Regions from separate parts of the Homo sapiens genome. Here region 2 is linked to region 1. Evidence: chromatin loops called from intact Hi-C (ENCODE). Cell type or tissue: natural killer cell. All regions are shown on one strand. Each heading gives the region's core, and the rest is flanking DNA. Links, peaks and the distances in the headings are about the cores only.

Evidence for each region. A loop is a pair of places that touch in the nucleus more often than their neighbours do. Peaks named below come from ENCODE experiments on the same cell type or tissue, not always from the same donor. Only the 100,000 strongest peaks of a DNase experiment are listed, where the experiment ranks them.
Region 2: a loop joins it to region 1, with 6 times the contacts of the local background. A loop is called at or near these places in 2 of 110 quality-filtered maps.

Annotation. Positions count from the first base shown.
Region 1 is chr12:3,880,486-3,891,727 of GRCh38, reverse strand. The region is part of intron 1 of PARP11-AS1 (PARP11 antisense RNA 1); the gene reads right to left. Among named protein-coding and RNA genes, the nearest start is that of PARP11, 13 kb to the right of the region's middle. In natural killer cell, for the core only: CTCF peaks have their summits at 5,832, 6,036 (motif pointing left), 7,730 and 7,939; DNase peaks (open chromatin) are centred at 6,037 and 8,357.
Region 2 is chr12:4,416,651-4,427,892 of GRCh38, reverse strand. No RefSeq gene overlaps it. Among named protein-coding and RNA genes, the nearest start is that of FGF6, 24 kb to the left of the region's middle. In natural killer cell, for the core only: CTCF peaks have their summits at 6,019 and 6,218 (motif pointing left); a DNase peak (open chromatin) is centred at 6,192.

The DNA of each region.
Region 1 (11,242 bases), core at 1,872-9,871:
AAGGAGGAAAGGAGGTGACAAGGCAGAGCAGAAGAGGAGAAACTGGGTGGGGAAGCCAGAGTCCAGGCGATGGACTGGCCTGGGATTTGTAACTGGACGGAGGCTGAGGTGGGTTGAGGGTCTGGGGCTCAGGCATGGCAGGGATAAGGGTGGCTTCACAGGAAGGACTTCCCAGGGCAAGTGCTTTCCTTGACTCAAAGTGACGAGCTTTGACAGGGCTTTGGGAAAAGGGGGAGATGTGGCTTAGGTGATATGCTTTCTGGATGACTGTCGATCACGAGGGAGCTAAGGTGCAGGAGTTTACGTTCCCGGGCCTGATGATGGGGACAGCCCAGCACGTGGCCGGGCAGTTTCTTCACACACTTTTAGTTTTGCTTTCTTGTAAAGAGTTCCAGTGTTATCATTATGTTTAGCAGTTATAAACACTCCCGTTTATTACAAGCTTACTAAACACCAGCTTTACATATATTTGCGTGGGAAATTTGTACTTATCACCCCCAACCAAGCCTATGAAAGCACCGTACAAACACTGCTTTGTAAGCCTTGGACTGACTTGTCAGTTTGCAGCTTTGCTTATAATGGTACACGGTTTGGCCTTTCAACTCCTGACTTTTTCTTGGTGATTGAAGACTAGAGGTAGTGACCACAAAGGAAGCTAGAGCCTCTTCTCATGTGTGTGAGGAGGACTCTGGAATAGGAAGAAGGGTGTCTGTGAGTGCTGGACTGGGCATGCCGCCCAGGAAATAAGATCCTCACTTTGTCCTGCATTTCTCCTTTGGTATCAGCCCCTGGCCACAGTGGAGACACAAATCACTATTGTAGCACCTGTCATCCCACGGAGTGTGATCTGTTTATTTGATTGTCTCTCCCTTAAGATGGCATGTGACCTTTTTGTGAGCAAGGTCTCTCTCTCTCTCTCTCTCTCTGTCTCTCTCTCTCTCTCTCTCTCTCTATATATATATATATATATATATATATTTTTTTTTTTTTTTTTCTTGAAGCAGAATCTTGCTCTGTCCCCCAGGCTGGAGTGCAGTGGCACAATCTCAGCTCACTGCAAGCTCCGCCTCCCGGGTTCACGCCATTCTGCCTCAGCCTCCCAAGTAATTGGGACTACAGGCACCCACCACCACACCCAGCTAAATTTTTTTTTTTTGTATTTCTAGTAGAGATGGGGTTTCACCGTGTTTGCCAGGATGGTCTCGATCTCCTGACCTCGTGATCCACCCACCTCGGCCTCCCAAAGTGCTGGGATTATATGCGTAAGCCACCGTGCCTGGCCTATATATCTTTTATATAACTCCACGTCCCTAATGCCCATGTTCTCAACAGGGTTTGGTACACAGTAGATGCTCAGCAGCACATGTTGAACAATTGAATGACTTCTTGTCTCTGCTTTGTTTCTGGCATGCTTTGTGAGCTTGTGCACTGTTGATTTTTGGAAAGGCATTATTTTTCCTATGTTACAATCTTATCACAAGTCTTTTCTCACAGCTATTTTACTATTAGGACAATGGTGTGATTCTACGGTGTTAACTGACTTATTGCAACTTATAATTTACTAGGAACAAGCATTTCACAGTGTTGGGGGTCAGGGAGGCCAATCCTCCCTTTCCACGCGCTCACATATTTAAACAATCCATGTCTGCTGGGATGTATATCTGGTATGATATCGAACACACAAAAATAGTTTCTCTATTATTAAAAACTGTAACTATGCCACTTTTTAGATAAAATGTAAACCTGGCCTCCAACCCAAAGATTTAGGCTGTCTTGGCCAATATAGGGAAAGTTAGATTAGGATAGGGTTGGCATCGATGAGTTCAATTAGTAATTGTGTGTATTCTGCAACTTTTCTCAAATCCCTTATCTATGGTGACAGGGGAGGAAAGTGAGCTAGTTTAAGAACTTCATTATCAATTGTATAATAAATCCTTTTATTCAGATAAAGGATTATTATACGTTTTAAAATAACATGCTTTCTAGTATTAAGCTACCTGAGCAATGGCTCACCTTTCTGTTACTCCTAAATTGAAAGAGAAACTACCATGTATTACATAGTTACCCAAATGCTCTGATCAGAAAAATTATATATAATGGCTTCAAATTCATTCAGTATTTCTCCATGTTTATTAAGCATCCCCAGAACAGTACTCAATGTGGGAAAGGCAAGGAGAGCTGGGAGAGAGGACCCCCCAAGACATGCAGATCAATAACAATACAATTCAACATTTCCACACCCAGATGTCACAGATAATATTATTTTTTAGTATCAGATGATCTGCACTGAATGCATTAGAAATTTAGAGAAAGGAGGGCCGGGTGCAGTGGCTCACGCCTGTAATCCCAGCACTTTGGGAGGCCGAGGCGGGCAGATCATGAGGTCAGGAGATCGAGACCATCCTGGCTAACAAGGTGAAACCCCGTCTCTGCTAAAAATACAAAAAAATAGCCAGGCGTGGTGGCGTGCGCCTGTAGTCCCAGCTACTTGGGAGGCTGATGCAGGAGAATGGCAGGAACCTGGGAGGCAGAGCTTGCAGTGAGCCGAGACTGCGCCACTGCACTGCAGCCTGGGTGAAAGTGTGAGACTCTGTCTTACAATAAATAAATAAGTAAAAGCTCATGTTAGCCTAACATAAATTTAATCTCACACTCCAGCCTGGGGGACAGAGCGAGACTCTGTCACAAAGAAATTTAAAAAAAGAAAAAGAAAGAAAGAAATTTAGAGAAAGGAGTGTATCATGATGTGGAGTAGTTAGGAAACACTTCCCAAAAGAGAATTGGTAAGTAAACGGGGCTTTAAAGGAGGGGTAGAATCTGACTGAGAGACGTGGCCGGGAGATATTCTACTTTAGGGAAGTAACCTTAGCAGAAGGACTGGGAGGGACATGCACGTGCATATTCAGAAAGAGTGGCTGAGTCCATCTGCATGGAGAGCAGGTTTGAACCTGGGAGAAGTAGGAGATAAAATTGGACTAAAAAGTGGGGACCAAGAGTGTTGCACCCTGAGCGTCACACTGAGGTATCGGAATTCTAAGCCAAAATGCATTTCAAAATAAAAAAAGGGTAGGACACATTTTATTCAGGGGAAACTAAAAGCCAGGATAAATGAGAAAACTTAGTAAGAAAATGTCAGATTACTTGAGACATAGAACATAGGCCGTTAGACCTTGAAGGGACCTTCAACTTCATCTGATACAAATGCTTTCTTTCACAGATGGGGATATTTAGGCTAAAACAAAATCAAAACCTGCCCACGCTCACTCAGCTAGTAAATGGCAAAGCCAGAGCTAGAAACGAGTGTGGTGTTCTTTTCACCCCCCTTAATAAATTCAAATCTCCAGACTTAGACAAATCACGTCCCAGGTTACTCAAAGAACTCCCAGAACCATTGTCAATAATCCTTGAAAAAGCATGGAGAATAGGAGAACTGTTAACAGACAAGAGAAGGACAGAGTTGTCCCCATTTTCAAAAAGGGGGAAAGGGGCATATTATAAAAACTATAAGCCAGTCAGCTTGACAATTATCCCTGGCAGAATTCTAGAACAGAATTTTAAAAGGCTATTTACTCCACAAACATTATTATAATAATAGAAAGAAGGGGGAAATAACCCACAATTTCACCACTTTAACCCATCAACTGAACAGATTATTAAATAGACTCTTTGTAAGTCTTTAGAAAAGCAGAGATCACTCAGAGCCAACCCCAAACCTCAGAAACAAAACATGTCTTCATTTATTCCTTTTTTGATAAGGATATTAGATTGGTAGAAAGAAGAGGCATCAAAACCATACTTTCTTTCAGCATGGCCTTTGACAAGAACTTTTATAATTACCTTGCCATAAGACATGAACTGGCTGATAGCCAGTGGGTGCAACCATGGCTAGGGTAGGAATTATACCTACATGGTGCTGATTAGTTCGTAGACCAGCCTGAGGGAAACTATGGTGGCGAGTCATGCAGATTCTGTCTTTTAAATTTCCCTAACAGTAATATTTTTATCTGCCTTAGAGGACATGCTTGTCAGATATTCCTATGACATGGACAAGGAGGGATAGTTGATTTGAAGGATGATGGGCTAATACTAATAATAGTAACAATAAACACTTATTGAGAACTTACTTCGTGCCATGAATTGTGCTAAATATACTTTTTGCACGAAATCATCACATATAAATTGTACCACCCTATGAGAAAAGTAGCAATATTATCTGCATTTTAGAGATAAGAAAGCTGATGTTTTAAGAGATCAAGTCAACTGCCCAAGATGACATAGCTTATGAGGGAGGAACAAACTTTTGGATCCAGGTATGTCTGGCACCAGAGTCTGAATGAAATTACTCTAAGTAATTTTAACAGCCCACAGCTATGAACTGAAATCCTCATGGTATCACAGGGCGTAACGTCTGCATTTTAATTCTAAACGTCAACTGTTTATGTAAGGGCGGGTAGATTTTGCTACATCCACATTAGTGGCTTGGGAGTTTTAGTTGACCGGGGGCTTTAAAGGGAAAACGGTGTGACATAACTGTGCAGAAAATTAACCAAATTTCAGCTGCATTCATAGAAGCATACTACTTAAATCCAGGCAACTAACATAGGCCCACTGGCTGTGAGATCAGAACACACTTTAAGATAAATCAAAGAAAGATATCCAAGATAGAGCTAGAAAAGATGTCATATGAAAAATTACTGCAGAAACGGATGCTGTTTTTGACTGAGAAGGCCCAAATCATCACAAATTTGAGGAGCAGTCATATTACAAAAGAAGGTTATACTGCATTCCTCTAAAAGGAAGAATGGAGATATATGAGCACAAATTATAAAGAGCCATGCTTTGGCTTAATCTAAAGAAGACTATTCTAACCTTAGAACCGTCTAGAGATAGAATGGGCTGCTTCTCCTGAGTGGTCAGTTTGCTGTTACTACAAGATTCTAAACAGACTGGCCAACCACTTGTTCATGTGGAGGAGATTATTGTGGGGGTTAGGAGGAAGACAGATAATAAGTTCCTTTCCCAATAAATTCTCACTTTGGGAGGATGAGGCAGGTGGATCGCTTGAGCCCAGGAGATTGATACTAGCTTGGGTAACACAATGATACCCCATCTCTGCAAAAAATAAAAAATTAGCTGGGCATGGTGATGCACACCTATAGTCCCAGCTACTCGGGAGGCTAAGGCAGGAGGATCACTTGAACACAGACGTTGAGGCTGCAGTGAGCCATGCCACTGCACTCCAGCCTTGGTGATACAACCATACTCTGTCTCAAAAACAAAACAAAACAAAACAAAAGAACAACAACAAAAAAACAACACTAAAACTCAACTTAGGTGTTAGCTTAACAGAACTTGTTTGGTGGTTATAGTTCAAATTGTGAATTATTCCTCAATTGCTTCATCAAATAATCCTCAAATAAGTGCAAACAAGTTAAAACAATCTGCTCTATTATGAAGTAGAAGAGCTCATTTAATTTTAAATGAGGCTGGGCACGGTGCTTTACACCTGTAATCCCAGCACTATGGGAGGCCAGGAGTTTGAGACCGGCCTGGGTAACATAGTGAGACCTTGTCTCTAAGAAAAAAAAAAAAAAAAGATAATTTTATTAAGGCAACTGAATTCATATCAGAATTATTCAACTGGTAAAGACCCCATCCCATATCAGAGTAAGAATTTAAGACATCACTTTTGATGATAGTGTTCAACTAAGTCCCCTGACCACTTATCTCTGGTTTTGACCCTGCGTAGTTAAGGGATTTAGAGTTCTTTTTAAATACTTTATTCCTAAGGATACATTGTACTACTTTAATTCAGTCCTGACCATTTGGTTGATTTAGGGTAAAGCAGCTCAATTAGATTATTGCTACTCCAGAAAGCTGTTCTAAAATGTGCTCAACAAAAGCTGGTCTTGTCCAGAAACAAAATAATTCTCTGGCTTATTAGAACTTTTGTGCTCATGGATTGTTTTGCTTTGTGTTTTGTTTTGTTTCATTTGGTTTTGTTTTAATCAGAAACGTTCTTGCCTGTGTCCCAGCGCCATCTTGTGTTAGAAATGAGCATATTTTCCAATTAGGTGGAAAAAATCCATTTTGGGCGATCTGTGAGGGACCACTACTCCTTTCTGCACCCTAGAATATCTGGATTGGAAGAAACCCCAAAGGTCAAATGTCATCTAGGCAAGACTTCCCCAAGATGCCTGCCAGAGGTAGAGGTTTTTAGTCTAGTCCCCAGAATATGCGTAAATCCAGGAGGCTAGAGCTGGAAGAAATTCTCCTAGAACAAATGAAAATGAAATAGTTGGATGAGAGAGATCAGAAGCAGTTTTTCCTTTCTATTTCCTTTTAGTTTCACTTTCATAGATCTCCTGGTATGTTCAGAAAAGCAAAGACATGTGACTGGAGACCTACGGAAATGCTCTGCCGTAGCTTCGGGAGCAGGAAAGGATCTGAAATGATGACATAAGAAAACGCATAAATACCCTACAATGAAGGGTAGAAGTTAATTTTTTTCAGAGCAATGCTTTTCAATAAGTGGCTGCCAGGCAGATCTTGTTCAACCCTATGTCATAATAAGACTTGTCTTAAAATCATTCCATATTTAATGTATTGGGCTTTGAAGAGAAGGATATATTTCTCTTCCAATTTTAGGATTATTTAAGATTTGAGTTAATGTTAAGAACCTTCTATCGAATAAAAATACTCTAAGTGTGATGCGAGCATTATCCCAAATCCTGAATGTAGATGGAGGGTTTTGGATTTGTTCATAGCTAACATCCCTTTCCTGCTCTGAGAGTTTCTTACTCTGTGATTTGGGGCCACGCACAAGGTCAACAGCAAGTGCCTTTGTGTCAAGTTATCCTGGCCCAAAGGGCGCAGGGGTTGGCAGGGTAAGAGTCTCCTTGTCGTTTAGCTGCACAGTTGACTCAAAGCGAGTGATCTGCACCAGATTTCTAATCACTCATGATTCTCAGCTGCTTCTTGCCTCTTGTGTCCTTTGGATGGTTTGTAAATTCACTTCATAGTCTCCCTCAGTAGATGAAAAATTCCACAAAGACAGGGACTGTATCTTTTGCTTCCTACATCTCTGGGCATCTTGGTGCTGATGAATCTGAGCCCAGAATCTGATTTGTGTCAGTATGACACCAAATCATGGACTTTGAGAGATGGCAGCAACCTTGGAGATCACCTGGTTCAATCATCTCATTTTTTAGTTGGGAAACTGAGGCCCCAAAATGGGATGTTATGCACAATATCACATAATATAGCGGTACTGAGCTTGGATCAGTTCCTGAGTCTCCTGTTTTAGCCACTGACAGTGTATCTCAATCTCTCTGTCTCCACAACTGGCAGAGGACATACACTGTTCCCACTCCAGCTTAAAGCAGCTAACCACACACAAGAACCTACTTCAAACCCAGGAGGTGGAGGTTGCAGTGAGCCGAGATCACGCCATTGCACTCCAGCCTGGGTGACAGAGGGAGGCTCTGTCTCAAAAATTTTTAAAAAGCCCTATGTAAGTGAATATTGCCTTCTGCTTCATAATATACACATTTGCTTTAACATTAAAAATAATGTTAGAAGCTGGGAGCGGTGGCTCACGCCTCTAATCCCAGCACTTTGGGAGGCTGAGGCGGGTGGATCACGAGATCAGGAGATCGAAGCCATCCTGGCTAACACAGTGAAACCCCGTCTCTACTAAAAATACAAAAAAGTTAGCCAGGCATGGTGGCGGGTGCCTGTAGTCCCAGCTACTCGGGAGGCTGAGGCAGAAGAATGGCGTGAACCCGGGAGGTGGAGGTTGCAGTGAGCCGAGCCGAGATCGGGCCACTGCACTCCAGCCTGGGCGACAGAGCGAGACTCCATCTCAAAAAAAGAAAAAAAAAAAAAGTTAGATTTTTTTTTTCTAATAAGGAAAATTGGTACTGAAGATCTAATGGTAAAGAGTCATTTATTTTCCTTGGCATACTGCTGTAATCCCTGGAGTTAAAACAAAGTTGTAATGTTGGATGGAGTGCTTGGGGTTCTGGAATGGTGATCCTCTTTCTGAGTATGGTTCTGTGCCCCCTGAAGGTATGTGAGGGAGGACGGAAGTCAGGCAGGGAGGTCAACAGGGGAGGTAAAAGCCAAGATCTTGACATTTACAAAAATTATGTAATTGTTTTAACAGCTTTGTTGAGGTGTAATTCACGTATAACTCATCCATTTAAAGTTCAATGGCTTTACATTTCAATGGTTTTCAGCATAAAAGTGCTGTGTCTTGAGAAAACAGGACAGAGATCTTGAGAAGCTGGAGCTGGTGATGGTTGTGTTAAAACACACCCCTCCACACAGTGCCTTTTGGAGTATAAGAAATAGTGACACCTAGCTTTTAACTCAGTGTATGCCCTGTCCTGCCTCTTAGTTATCTGTAGGGCGTTATTAAACCAGAGAAGCACCACCCCTACTCCCTCACAAACTGAACTGAAGTTCTATCCATAGACATTTGCTTTATTTGCTGGGCAGAAATAATGGACTTCAGGGATAAACTAGCAGAAAATAGCGGCTCATGAATTGGTAGGGGAAAGGAACAAAGGGCCAGGAAAGGTCATGAGTGATAAAGCAGTGAGCCACGCTGCTTTTTTTTTTTTTTAAGAGAAACATAAATTTATCCTAGGGAGTACACTGGAATCCAATCGAGGTTAAGTAATCAGAACTGGAATCAGAAGTAGATGGCTTAAAACCACATTGAGAGATGGCATGAGGCAGCAACTAGGAGCGTGGGCTCTAAATCCACGCACCAAGGCTCCAGTGCTTGACCTTGGACAGGCTAACTGATCTCTTTGTGTCTCAGATCCCTTAGAGGTAAAATGAGGGTAATAAGAGTAGCTACTTCCGTGGGGTGCTTGTGCGAATTATATTTGTTAACAGAGCTTATAACAGCGTCAGGCACATACTAACTGCCTGACGTTGTTATAAGTGTCACTTATAACACTGCTTACTAAATGTAAGTATTTGTTAATTATTATACCACGCCCTGTTCAATCTGCATATCATCCTCCCACTCCTAATTTTCCAAACACACATAGACACACGTAGACACACACACACACACACACACACACACTCTCTCTCTCTCTCTCTCTCTCTCTCTCTCTCCCCTCACTCTTCCTTAGCATGTGAGGCATATTGCTGCTTGGGAAGCTTGTACCAGCTGCTCCCTCTGCATGGAATACCTTTTGTCTAGATATCTATTACTTTTACTTCCTTACCTCCTCCAAGTTTTTCCTTAAATGTTCTCTTCTCAACGAGGGGCATCCTGAGTACTCCCAACATTCCTTATCCTGATCTATGTTTTTTTCTATAGTTCTTATCACCTTAGAACACACTATACGATGTACTTATTTATTATCTATTATTGTCTATCTCCACATGTCCCTACCCCAAGGCCTGCCCACCCACTAGCATGTAAATCCCATAAAGGCAGAGGCTTTTAAAATCTATTTTGTTCCCTGATCTATTCAAGAGGCTACAGACAGTGCCTGGAACGTGGAGGGTGCTTGCTAAATATTTATTGAATGAAGAATTGAAGGCTAATTCATATTAGATAATCTGTTGTAATTTCTTGACACCCCTGGGTGTGCTCATTAGAAACAGGCTAAACCCTCACATGTCTGGAGTGACCTAAGTCCAGGCAGTATACCTTTTGGCTGCCCTTTCCACCACCCGAGGCTTTTACTTACCTCCTTCTCTCCTAATTTTAAAAATTATTTCTTATGGAAGTCTTTTCCTGTTTTCTGTTCTGAACCTCAAAGCTTCTCACGCTCTTTTTTAAGTCATTTCTGTTGTCCCTTTCTGGATCATTCCTATTAAGTCCTTTTTTTTTTTTACAACGTGATGACCAAAACCCTAATGTGGCATTCCTGGAAGGAAAGCCCCAGCCAGGAATGTCACAGCTCCAGAGTCTTTTCAGAATTCTCCATCCTCTAATTAGGATGGCCACACATCTCAGCTGCTGCTTTTGACTGCCGCTGTGAGCTGAATGCTGATGTCCATCATTGTGCGTAGATAATTTCCCGGAGCAGCGAAAACTAATAATCAGTGGTATTCTCAATAGAGCCTTTCCATTTAGTGTGGGTGAGTTATTTAGCACTTCATTTTTTTTTAGGTTGAATTTAATTCCTTGTCATGTTTCCTAATTAGGAAGATTTGTGAGATTCATTTTGATTTTTTGAAAAATTCCTTTCCAGGAATGCTTATCTCGGCTTCGGTGAATGTTTCATCTGCTTATTTCACCTCTTAATTCCTGCTGGGGTTGTTAACGTGTCAGACTTCAACAGCAGGGCTGATTCTGGGGCTGCCTCATTGTTGGCTCTTTTTCAGACGGAGGCTGGGTCTTTATATTCAAGGCGGATGGGCACAAATGCAGCTTTCTCTCCCCTTCCTCCCTCACCCTCTCCTGGCCCCCTTGGCTTTCCTTTTGCGCCTTCTTCCTTTCTGTCGAATCCAGCCTGTCTCCCATATCCTTTCCTACAGCTCCCCAAATTCTGGTTGTAAATGTGACCTTTATGGATAAAAACAGTTATGATAATAACAGTAAAATGATAGGTAATACTGTATCCTGCATCTCACCACTTACTCCGTTCTCTTTCCTCCTTCTATTGTCTTAGAAGAGATTGATTTTTTTTCTCGCAAATTCACCTTGCTGCTCTCTTCATCCATCTACCTGTTTTCTCCGTCTGATGATTTTCATTTCCCCTTGGGAATTTCCTCCTAACTCTCTCAGCATTTGAAAATCTAACAAACTTCATGGGGTTCCAGGGAGGGCTGCCATCACTCATGATTCCTGGGCCGGGTTTAGCATGGCTTAAGACATTTCCACCCAGAACACATGTAGAAAATATGAAAGATAAAGTAAAATGTTTAGTTTTCCTGAGAAAACTGGTGACCCTGGTCAGTATGCATAGTTTCTACTGCAGTGGCTCTTTGCCTGGAACTATGAAGCAGAAGGAACTATGATGATACATACCCTGCGTTAGGCTACGTATCAGGGGAAATTGCAGGCCTTGCACACAGAGAGTACAGTCATCTCTTGATATCCATGGGGAGTTGCTTCCAGAACCTTCCTCGGATACCAAAATCCTGGGATGCTCAAGTCCCTGATATACAATGATGCATATAACTAACACATATTTGCATATAACCTACACATATCTTCCTGTATACTTTAAATTACCTAACAACAGTACAGATGCTACGTAAACAG
Region 2 (11,242 bases), core at 1,379-9,378, 540 kb before region 1:
TTCGAGACCAGCCTGGCCGACATGGTGAGAACTCATCTCTACTGAAAATACAAAAATTAGCCAGGCCTGGTGGTGGATGCCTGTAATCCCAGCTACTCAGGAGGCTGAGGCAGGAGAATCACTTGAACCCAGGAGGCAGGGGTTGCCGTGAGCCGAGATCATGCCACTGCACTCCAGCCTGGGTGACAGAGTGAGACTCCGTCTCAGGGTGGAGAAAATAAAAATAAAAAAATAAGGCCGGGCGCGGTGGCTCACGCCTGTCATCCCAGCACTTTGGAAGGCCGAGGTGGGCGGATCACCTGAGGTCGGGAGTTGGAAACCAGCCTGACCAACATGGAGAAACCCCGTCTCCACTAAAAATACAAAATTAGCCAAGCGTGGTGGCGCATGCCTGTTATCCCAGCTACTTGGGAGGCTGAGGCAGGAGAATTGCTTGAACCTGGGAGGCGGAGGTTGTGGTGAGCCAAGACCACGCCATTGGACTCTAGCCTGGGCCAGAAGAGTGAAACTCCGTCTAAATGAATAAATAAATAAAAATAAAAATAAATGAATAAATAAATAAAATAATTACAGCAAAACGTAATGAGCAGCACAAAAGAGAAACTTCAAGCCTATTACGGGAGCATAGAACAGGGTTAGGACCTCCTGTTGGTGGATGAGAGAATCCATCCTTGGGAAGGCTGAGCTCTGAAGGGTCTCAGCCAGATTTAGGGCAGGGGTGGGGGCTGGCAGGCAGGGGAAGAGTGTTGTGAGGAAGGAAGGACGCAGCAGGTGTTTGCCGGTAGAGCTGGGGAAAAACATGGTCCCTGCAAGGATTTAAGCAGCATCAGTATTGTATCCAGAATGAGAGGAGCATGGGCAGGATGGAGCTCAAGACAGGTGGACAGGAACTGTATCCCGGAGCACTGGGAAGCTATGTTAACACGCTTGAATTTTTAAAATTTTGCGTATCATCCAATTCAACCTTAGTGTATAACTCAATGAGTTTTAGGTAAAGTTACCATCACCATAAATCAGTTTTAGAGCATCTCATTACTCCTTTAAGACCCTTCAAGCACATTTTTAAAATTATGTACTTATTTATTTCAGAGACGAGGTGTCTCTCTGTGTCCCAGGCTGGAGTGCAGGGGCACAGTCATTGCTCAGTGCAGCCTTGACCTCCCAGGCTCAAGCAATCCTCCCGCCTCAGCCTCCTGCGTAGCTGGGACCACAGACACGCACCACCACAAACAGCTAGTTAAAAAAAAATTTTTTTTTTGAGATGAGGGCTCATTATGCTCTTCAAGCACATTGAATCCCCTCCTCCCTGCTTTCACCCGGCTACCACAGATCTACTTTCTGTTTCCGTCGTTTTCCCTTTTCTGGATATTTCCTGTAGTCACACAATATGCAGTCTCTTTAGAGGAGCTTGAATTTTAATCTGAAAACACTGAGAGGCCCTTAGTGAGGTTTAAGAAGTAACAAGACCAGGCCGGGCATGGTGGCTGATGCCTGTAATCCCAGCACTTTGGGAGGCCGAAGCAGAAGGCTCACTTGAGTTCGGGAGTTCAAGACCAGCCTGGGCCACATGGAAAAACTCTGTCTCTACTAAAAAGACAAAAATTAGCCCGGCAGGGTGGCAAGCACCTGTAATTGCAGCACTTTGGAGGCTGAGGTGGCGGATCACTTGAGGTCAGGAGTTCAAGGCCAACATGGTGAAACCCCATCTCTACTAAAAATGCAAAAAATTAGCCAGGTGTGGTGGCATGAGCCTGTGTCAGAGGTGTTTGAACCACAGTGATTCCCTCTTGAGTGAGGGCTAGGAAAATGAGGCTGCGACTGCTGGGCCGCATTCCTAGGAAGTTAGGTATTCCTAGCCTCCAGATGTTTATGGTTAAGGGAACAGATTGATATTTAATAAACACATACAGACTTTGGTCTATAGGATGTCTATAGGATGATTGGACTGTAGATGAATACAGTAGATATATTCATCTACAGTAGACTAGATGAATCAGAGTGTCCTGATATCCTGATATCTTGAGAACAAAAACATTCCTAATTTTGCTTTAAAGATAATAATATTGATTCTTGCAACATATAGTAATTAAGAAAACTAATCCTTCATCAGAAACCCTTGTAGCAGAACACATCTCCCCGTGATCTGTTTTTATCCTATGTATAACTGAGTATTGTACTTCGGGTGGACACGTTCCTCCTCGTACTTTTGGAAACACCCTACTCTGTCTATGGAGCAGCCGTCCTTTCACCACTTTACTTTCTTAATAAACTTGCTTTTGCTTTGTGGATTCACCCTGAATTCTTTCTTGGATCAGATCCAAGGACTCTGTCTTGGGGTTTTTATTGGGACCCCTTTCCTGTAACACCTGTAGTCCCAGCTACTCAGGAGGCTGAGGCACAAGAATCGCTTGAACCCGGGGGCAGAGGTTGCACTGAGCTGAGATCGCGCCCATTGCACTCCAGCCTGGGTGACAGAGCGAGACCCTGTCTCAAAAAAAAAAAAAAAACGTTAACAAGACCAGGTAGGGGTTCTAGAATAATCATCAGAACTGTCTCCCGTAAAATGATGTGGTGAGGTGAGCCTGTGTGCAGGGAGAACAATCTGGAGGCTCCCACACAGGAGTGTTCCAGGCTAGAGGAGACGGCGCTGGAGAGAGCAGCGATGCCTGGACGGAAAGAAGTCCACGTTTGTGGGCCGAGCGCGGTGGCTCATGCCTGTAAACTCAGCACTTTGGCAGACCAAGGTGGGTGGATCGCCTGAGGTCAGGAGTTCGAGACCAGCCTTGCCAGTATGGTGAAATCCTGCCTCTACTAAAAATACAAAAATTAGCCGGGCGTGTTGGCTCACCCTGTAATCCCGGCTACTCGGGAGGCTGAGGCTGAAGAATGGCTTGAACCCGGGTTTCAGTGAGCCGAGGTTACGCCACTGCACTCCAGCCTGGGTGACAGAGCGAGACTCCATCTCAAAAAAAAAAAAAAAAAGAAAAAAGAAAAAGAAGTCCGCATGTGTGGCTCACAGCACAGCCCTGACTCCAGGTAGTGCCTCTCGGGCTGAATCCGATTCTTCTAAAGCACACAAGAACCAGCCCCCTCCGTTTTCTGAGGGAGACCCCAAGAGCTTTCATATTCTTTGCCTGACCATTCACGTCCCCTAAAGGGACTAACAAGAAGCCTTCTGCTGCCCTGCTGCTATCCGTCTATTGTCAGGGCCCTGAGACTAAACACCATGGTGCTAAACACAAGCAGACGGACACCACGACCTCATTTCACACACAGATACTTGGCCAGGACAGCTGCTTTTCCTCCTTTCCTCCAGTTCTAGGAGGAAAAAAAGCCAAAATGCCAAGAAAACAAGCTAATAACAGATACCGTGAAAACAATACCCCAGGGACATTCTGGAATGTGTCCATGATCCATTAAGACTTCTATACTGTATTCATCTACAGTCCAATCATCCTATAGACAAATGATGCTCAGGATGAAAACGCTAAACCCACAAAATACTCACTTAACAAGCATGTTTATTTAAAAATGAATGCATAACTTCAAAAAGATTTTTCAACACAAAATTTTGGACACACCCCCCAACAAGTTTAATGCTGTTTGTTTTTTCAAAATCAACCAACCAGCATATTCCATTCCTTGAGCATTCCTACAGAGGTTTCCGTGAAGAGAGAAGGGAGGTTGGTGACTGCAGCATTGGGGAGGCTTAGGTCGCAGAGGAGGTTGGAGGGTCGCTAGGCTGGCCAATTGAAGGGTTGGTTGTAAATGTCAATATTAGCCATTCATTTTTCTTACAAAGAACACAAGAGCCCTCCCATCTGGTTTTGGTGGGACACATGGCGTCTAATAGAGCGGGCACACATCACCTTGAGGCACGGCTACTTGTGGTGCCAGGGACCCCTGGGGCCTGCCTCTGGTGGCACAGATGCCCATCCAGTGCCATCTCAGAGCTGGGGCCCCCGAGCAGTGTGCCACACACAGTGTCTTCAACAACAGACACCCATTTCCTCACAGTTCTGGAGGCTGGAAGTCCAAGATCGAGGTCTGGCAGGATGGATGTCCCGTGAGGCCTCTCTTCCTGGCTTGTAGAAGGCCACCTTCTCACCACATCCTTAATCAGCCTTTCCTCTGGGCATAAGCACAGACCCGGCACACCCAGGTGTCTTTCTCTTCCTATAAGGCCATAGTCCTACTAGATTACGGCCCCACCCTTACAACCTCATGTACTTCCTTACAGACCCTATCTCTCAATCCAGCCACAGTAGGGGTCAGAGCTTTCACATATGAACTTGGGGAGCACACATTCAGTCCAAACCGGTGCCTTGCTGCCATCTGGGGAAGGCTGCCCTCACACAGGGTGTCATTCTAACTTTCTGTGCCAAGACAGAAGTCAGCAGCTGGTGCATTTACCAGGCACCCAAGTGGTCGCTATCATCAAAAGTAGCCCTAGCTGGGGGGCCTATTCTTTTGGGTGTGATATGCAGTTGCCTTAAATGCAGCTATTCTCAACTGGGGGTAATTTTGACATCTACAGGACATTTGGCAACGCCTGAAGACACTTTTGGTTGTCACAACTGGGGATGGGGTGTGGGTAGTGGACAGCAGCTAGGGATGCTATGCAGTGAATGGTGGGTGGTGGCCGGGGACGCTGTGCAGTGGGTGGTGGGCGGCGGCTGTGGAGGCTGAGGGTTGGGTGGTGGGTGGCGGCTGGGGAGGCTGAGGGTTAGGTTGGGGGTGGTGGCTGGGGATGCTGTGCAGTAGGCGGTGGGTGGCAGCTAGGGATGCTCTCATGTGTGGCTCACGCCTGGTCTCTGGGAAACATGCAGAAAATCCGAGCCCCTGCAAACTCTGGGAATGAAGCCCAAGCCCAGGGCAGAGGCAGCCTGCCCTTCACTCTTAGCACTGCAGCAGCCGGAAACACACTCTCTCCTGCCTTGGAATTTTCCAGGTAGGCATCACACAGTGGTCCACGGTGCCCCTCAGCTTCAGAGACACATGTCAAGCCTTCCATGGGGTCTTACTGAAGTCTCTCTTCACTCGTGAAGCTATTCCAGGCCTTCCTAAAAGGTCCCCTGAAAAGTCTTTCCCTCAGAAAGACTTCTCAGAATCCTTTTATTTTCCAACCCTCGATATGGATGAATCCATGAATTTTTCTTATTTATTTATTTTTTTGAGATAGAGTCTCACTCTGCTACTCAGGCTGGAGTGCAGTGGTGCGATCTCGGCTCACTGCAACCTCCACTTCCTGGGTTTAAACGATTCTCCTGCCTTAGCCTCCAGAATAGCTGGGATTACAGGCACCCACCACCAAGCCTGGCTAATTTTTGTATTTTTAGTAGAGACAGGGTTTCGCCACATTAGTCAGGCTGGTCTTGAACTCTTGGGCTCAAGCAATCTGCCCACTTAGGCCTCCCAAAGTGCTGGGATTGCAGGTGTGAGTCACTATGCCTGGCCTTGAATCCCATGAATCCCATGAATTTTTAAGCATAGGCCCGTAAGGCCCGTCAATATTCTGTGTCCCTTCTCCATCCTTCTCCACCCAGCCCTGCTCCATCTTTTGCCAGAATTAGCTGCAGGTTCCATTAGGGCTAGAAAATAACATATCTCAAAATTTTTATGATTTTCCACTCCTTTTTAACTAGGAAAAAAAAACAGGCAAAACAGCAATAACAATGAGTGAAAATATAACTTGTAATCTCCATAAACAACAATTAGGAGGAAGGTGGAGAAAGAAAAATAGAAAATTTGAGGAAGCACAGTAGAAAATAGCATTAATTATTTTTAGCCCTCTTTATGGACGTAAATGTGAGTTTTCTTCAATAACACGGAATGTGTTATGTGTTTCTTAGTTTGCTAACAAAATTATGTTTAGGGAACTAAAGTTGTAAATGTTGTATGAAGAAAACCAAATAACACTCTGCAAGAAAAAAAAACTATATTCCCTATATTATCCGAACATTTTTAAAACTCCAAAAGTTTTCAAGAGCTTCCAAAAAACTGTGTTTTTTTCTAACTTTCTTCCAATTTTCCTCCCACGCTTCCCATTGCTGTTTACCTTTTGGTTGTGCACACTTCATTATATTAGACCTTGGTTCATCTGCCCCTCAGGGCCATCGTGTGAGTTGGAAGGGTCTTTGGAGCAGAACATCCCTCTCCCAGGTGGAACAGGGAGGGTAATCCATTCTCAGACCCGTTAGTACTGCCCCCTTGTGGCTATTTCCTTAATAATAATGTCATCACTAAACTTCATCCTGAGTTGTCTAAGAAAGAGTCACTGAACACCAGTTGTAAGTTGGGACTGGGATGCTGATTTTAGAGGAGAGGGATAGGGAGAGGTTTGTTAAAGGATACAAAATCCCATCAGGTAGGAGGAATCAGTTCTAGTATCCTACATCACTGTAGGATGACTATAGTTAACAGCAACGTATTATGTAGTTTCAAATAGGTAGCAGGATGTTAAATGTTCCTAACACAAACAGATGATAGAAATTTAGATGATGAATATGCTAATTACTCTCATTTATTCACTATTATATGTATTGAAACATCACCATGTATCTCCATGAACATGTACAATTATTCTTGAATATGTACAATTATTCAATTTAAAAATAAAGTAATTTTAAAAAATAAAGAATGAATTATAGTATTTGCCTAAAAAGAGCTCACAGACCCTTGTGGAGGACAGTCTCCTGCCCAGCTAATACTGCTTTATATCAGAATGCATTGTATTGCAGAGGAAAAAGTGGCTCACCAGAGTAGGTAGGATGGGAAGGCTCATGGATGAAAGGCCACTGAGGCAGGGACAGCAAGGAGGCAGGCACATGGAGAAGAAAAGGGTTATCCCAGCCCGAGCAAAGAACCCAAGCACGGGCCCCAGCCAAGGTGTAAAGGCAAAGTAAGTTCAACCTAACGTGGGACTTAGTGCACACACTTGGGGGCAGAAAGGTGGGGGTTCAAGTCCCAGGTGTGCCACTCAAGAGCTGCATGATCTTAGGTAAGTTATTTAAGCTTCAGTTTCCCTTTTCATTAAAATGGAGACAATAGTGCCTATTTCACAGAGTCCTTGTGAAGATTAAATAGAATAATACACGCAAAGTGCTTGGCAGTGCTTGGCCTACAGTAAGTGTTCAATCAATGTTAGCTGCTAATGGCAAGTGATGCAGGCTGTTTTGGAGTATGGATGGCATTTATGGGTGCAGAGCGGAATGGAAGTTGAAGACAGAGCCTGAATGCCAAGCTAAGCAGCTTAAAATTATCTTCTACACAGCAGTGAACCACAGTAGATTTTTGCAATGACGTGGCATGAGGTGATTCGACTATTTGAAGAGGAGAATTCTATGAAGAGGATAAAGGATTGGAAGCAAGGAGGCTGCTAATTCATTTATGAAATAAATATTTATTTTAAACCTACTAGCTTTAAACAACTATGCTGGTGCCTGTGAACAACAGTGAACTAGAGAGAAAGCGGACTGTTGTCTGCTGGGAGCTTTCATCCTAACAGAGAGTAGACACATCCATGAGTTTCCCAGGCAACAGTACAGCATTACTGCATGTCATGGGAGGGCTGGCAAGGAAATATACACAGGGATGAGATAGAGAATAACCTTGGATAAATAAATCACTTAAGCTCGTTCTGCCTCTATGTCTTCATCTCTTAAGTGCAGCTTATATTCCAGCCCTGCCTACCAAGCAGAATCAGTGTGTAGATTCAAATGAGATGATACGCTGGAAAGAGTTGTGTGAAGTGTAAATCACTTACAGAAGTCTGAATGAAAATGGATTCTTGGCTTGGCGCCATGGCTCACACCTGTAATCGCAACACTTTGGAAGGCTAAGGCAGGCTGATTGCTTGAGCCCGAAAGTTCGAGACCAGGCTGGGCAATGTGGTGAACCCTCGTCTCTGCAAAAAGTGGAAAAATTAGCCGGGTGTGGCGGCACATGCCTGTAGCCCAGCTACTTGGGAGGCTGAGCCCGGGAGTTCAAGGCTGCAGTGAGCTGTGATTGCACCACTGCACTCTAGCCTGGGTGACAGAGTGAGACCTTGTCTCAAAGAAAAAGAAAGAAAATGGATTCTTATGAGAATCCCTACTGTTCATGGATTCTTAGGAGATTAAATTTAAGGGGTACAAGCACGATTTTGTTAAATGGATATATTGCTTAGTAGCAAAGTCTGGGCTTTTAATGTATCCATAATGCAAATAATGTACATTGTACTCATTAAGTAATTTCTCATCGCCCAACCACCTCTCACTGTCCCCCTTCCAAGTCTCCAATTTCTATCAGTCCACACTCTATGTCCATGTGTACACATTATTTAACTCTCACTTAAAAGTGAGAACATGTGGTATTTGACTTTCTGAGTTGTTTCACTTAAGCAACGGCCTCTAGTTCCATCCATGTTGCTGCAAAGGACATGATTTCATTCTTTTTATGGCTGTATAGTATTCCATCGTGCACATGTACCACATTTTCTTTATCCAGTCATCCACTGATGTACATTTAGGTTGATTTCATATCTTTGTGCTATTGTGAATACTGTTACGATAAACATATGAGTGCCTCTATCTTTTTAATATAATGATTTTAGAAAATGGATTCCTAGTAAGATCTTTAGGGCCTTTGCCCTAGTGTTCCCTCATAGTCGACTCATCTGGTTTTTCCTGAGCCACTCCACACAGGAAGACAGAGTTATTTTCTGCCTTTCCTGGATCCCACTTCTTAGAATCATATGGAAAGATGAAAGGAAAAAAGGAAAAGGGAAGAAAAGGGAAAGGAAAGGAAAGGAAAAGAAAGGAAATGAAATGAAAGGAACATCTCTGTAAGGACTAGGCACTTTCAGCCCTGTTGCATCGGTGGATCTCGATGGAGCACTTCGGCAGTTCGGGAGGGTGTTTGGTTATCACAGTGACTGGGGATGCTGCTAGCATCAGTGAACAGAAGCCACAGATGAGAGGCATCTGCAACACAGAGGACAGTCTCCATCATGAAGAATTGTCCTGCAATTGCTCAGCTTTCAGAATGTCATGTAGGTAGAACACCTGTTTATAAATCTGAGCCTAGAATCAAACTGCTTTACATAAAGCAGAGAATGTTTTTCTCTGTCGCTTTAAAACGCAAAGTTTCCCAACGAGGGTATAAATCTAGGGAAGTCTGTATTTTGTGTGAAACCTTTCAAGCACAGTGCACCACTTTGAAAAACCCTAGCATGATAACCCGTCAGTTATCAGTACATTTGTAGCTCTCACAATCGCAGTGATTCTCTCACTATATGCATTTACACAGACATACCTAATCCTATCTCAAATGTCAAAAACGGCACATAATTTTTAGTGGAACACTTTCTTGCCATTCTTAAATCCAAATGTATTCATTACAACTAACTATGAGCATCTGAATCCTCCATTGTCTTAATGTGGCTGTGCCTGAGCATTTAGATCTTGAAATACAATCTTTTAAGTTACCTGCTCCCTTTTTTCTCTACAGTTAAGGCATTATATTAATTTTTTAAGTGATATGTGTAGGTACTATTATATTGACCATCAGTTTCACTTTAAATAGTAAAGATAGTGTTATAAAATATTTGTTATTAAAAGTGCAGTTTGGGGTGACGGGGAGAGAAGGACTGCAGTAGTTTGTTTAACTGGAGAAGGTCGAGCAAAAGCTCTCAGAAGCCCCTGGTGACGTGTGCCCACGGCAGATTGAGAACTCTCATTGAAATTGTTTACCCCACGCCTCTCTGGCCTTGCTGCTTCCTTGTAAGGTCTGTCTGAGAAGCAACTAACTCTGTCTGGTCTGAATTTAGCAGAGCCTGGGCCCCTAAAGCAAAGATCAGGGAAGATGTCCTAACAGCTGCTGATAAAAATTCATATTCTATCCAAAAGCCCATATTAATCCATGATCCTCCTAGGCAGTGACTGGGGGCAGGGAAAGCCCCTAAATTACAAAGAATAAACAGTATTCTCCGGATGGTTTCTCCTGGGGACAGCGCACAGGGCTGTCGCAGCCAGTGACCTGAGCCCAGTTTCTGGGGTTAAATTTAAGTCCCCCAGGGACCCCTTCCCCCCATCTGGATCCCTCCAGTGATCTGTTCCTCACCCCTGGAGTCCTGGTTAGCAAGAGGATGCTGTATTTATAGAGCATCTTTCTGAGAAGAGCTCTAAGCTCTTTTCGGAGATTAGCTCATTACACGGGTTGGAGCGGGAGGAGGAGCAGCAGGAGGGCTGTGTGTTCCTCTCCCTTTAAGGCAGAGGAATGAGCCCCACATGGAGGCTGGGAGACTTGGGTTCCCTGAGCCTCTGTCTGCAGTGTGACCTCCACCGAGCCACATAAACCTCTCCCGCTCCTGGCTGGCGCTGAATGCCTGGCCCCTGCACCCTGGATGCTGAGCAACAGGAGAAGCCTGAGCTTCATGTGTATTTCTGTGTTTCTCATGTCCAGGGCAACCCGGGGGCGAGCTGGCTGCTGCTCTCTAGAGAGCTCTTTTAAGGACAGGGCAGGACCTCGAACTGAAATCTTTCTGTGTATAATTGTGATGAAATATGCATAGCATAAAATTTGCACTTTTAATCTTGTTTAACTCTGCGGTGTCGTGGTGTTGCCTATATTCACAATGTGGTGTAACCGTCACCACCATCCCTCTCCAGAACTTTTTCATTTTCCCCAACTGAAATTCTGCCCCATTAAATACTAACTCGCCATTGCCCCTCACCCCCAACCCCCGAAAACCACCATTCCGCTACCTGTCTCTATGAATGTGCGTATTCCAGGTGCTTCACATGGATGGAATGATGCGACATCTGTCCTTTCGTGTCTGGCTCATTGCATTTAGCACCATGTCATCAAGGTTGCCTGCTGTGGCAGCACACTGAATTCTTAGGTCCCTCTCTCCTTCCCTCCAACTGACAGGTGAAGCCAGCTGGGCTTCCTGGGTCCAGTGGGGACTTGGAGAACTTTTCTGGAGCTAGCTAGAGGCTTGTAAAACGCACCAATCAGACCAGGCACGGTGGCTCACACCTGTAATCCCAGCACTTTGGGAGGCTGAGGCAGGCGGATCACGAGGTCAGGAGATCGAGACCATCCTGGCTAACACGGTGAAACCCCGTCTCTACTAAAAATACAAAAAAGTAGCCAGGTGTGCTGGCAGGCACCTGTGGTCCCAGCTACTCCGGAGGCTGAGGCAGTAGAATCACTTTAACCCAGAAGGCAGAGGTTGCAGTGAGCTCAGATTGTGCCACTG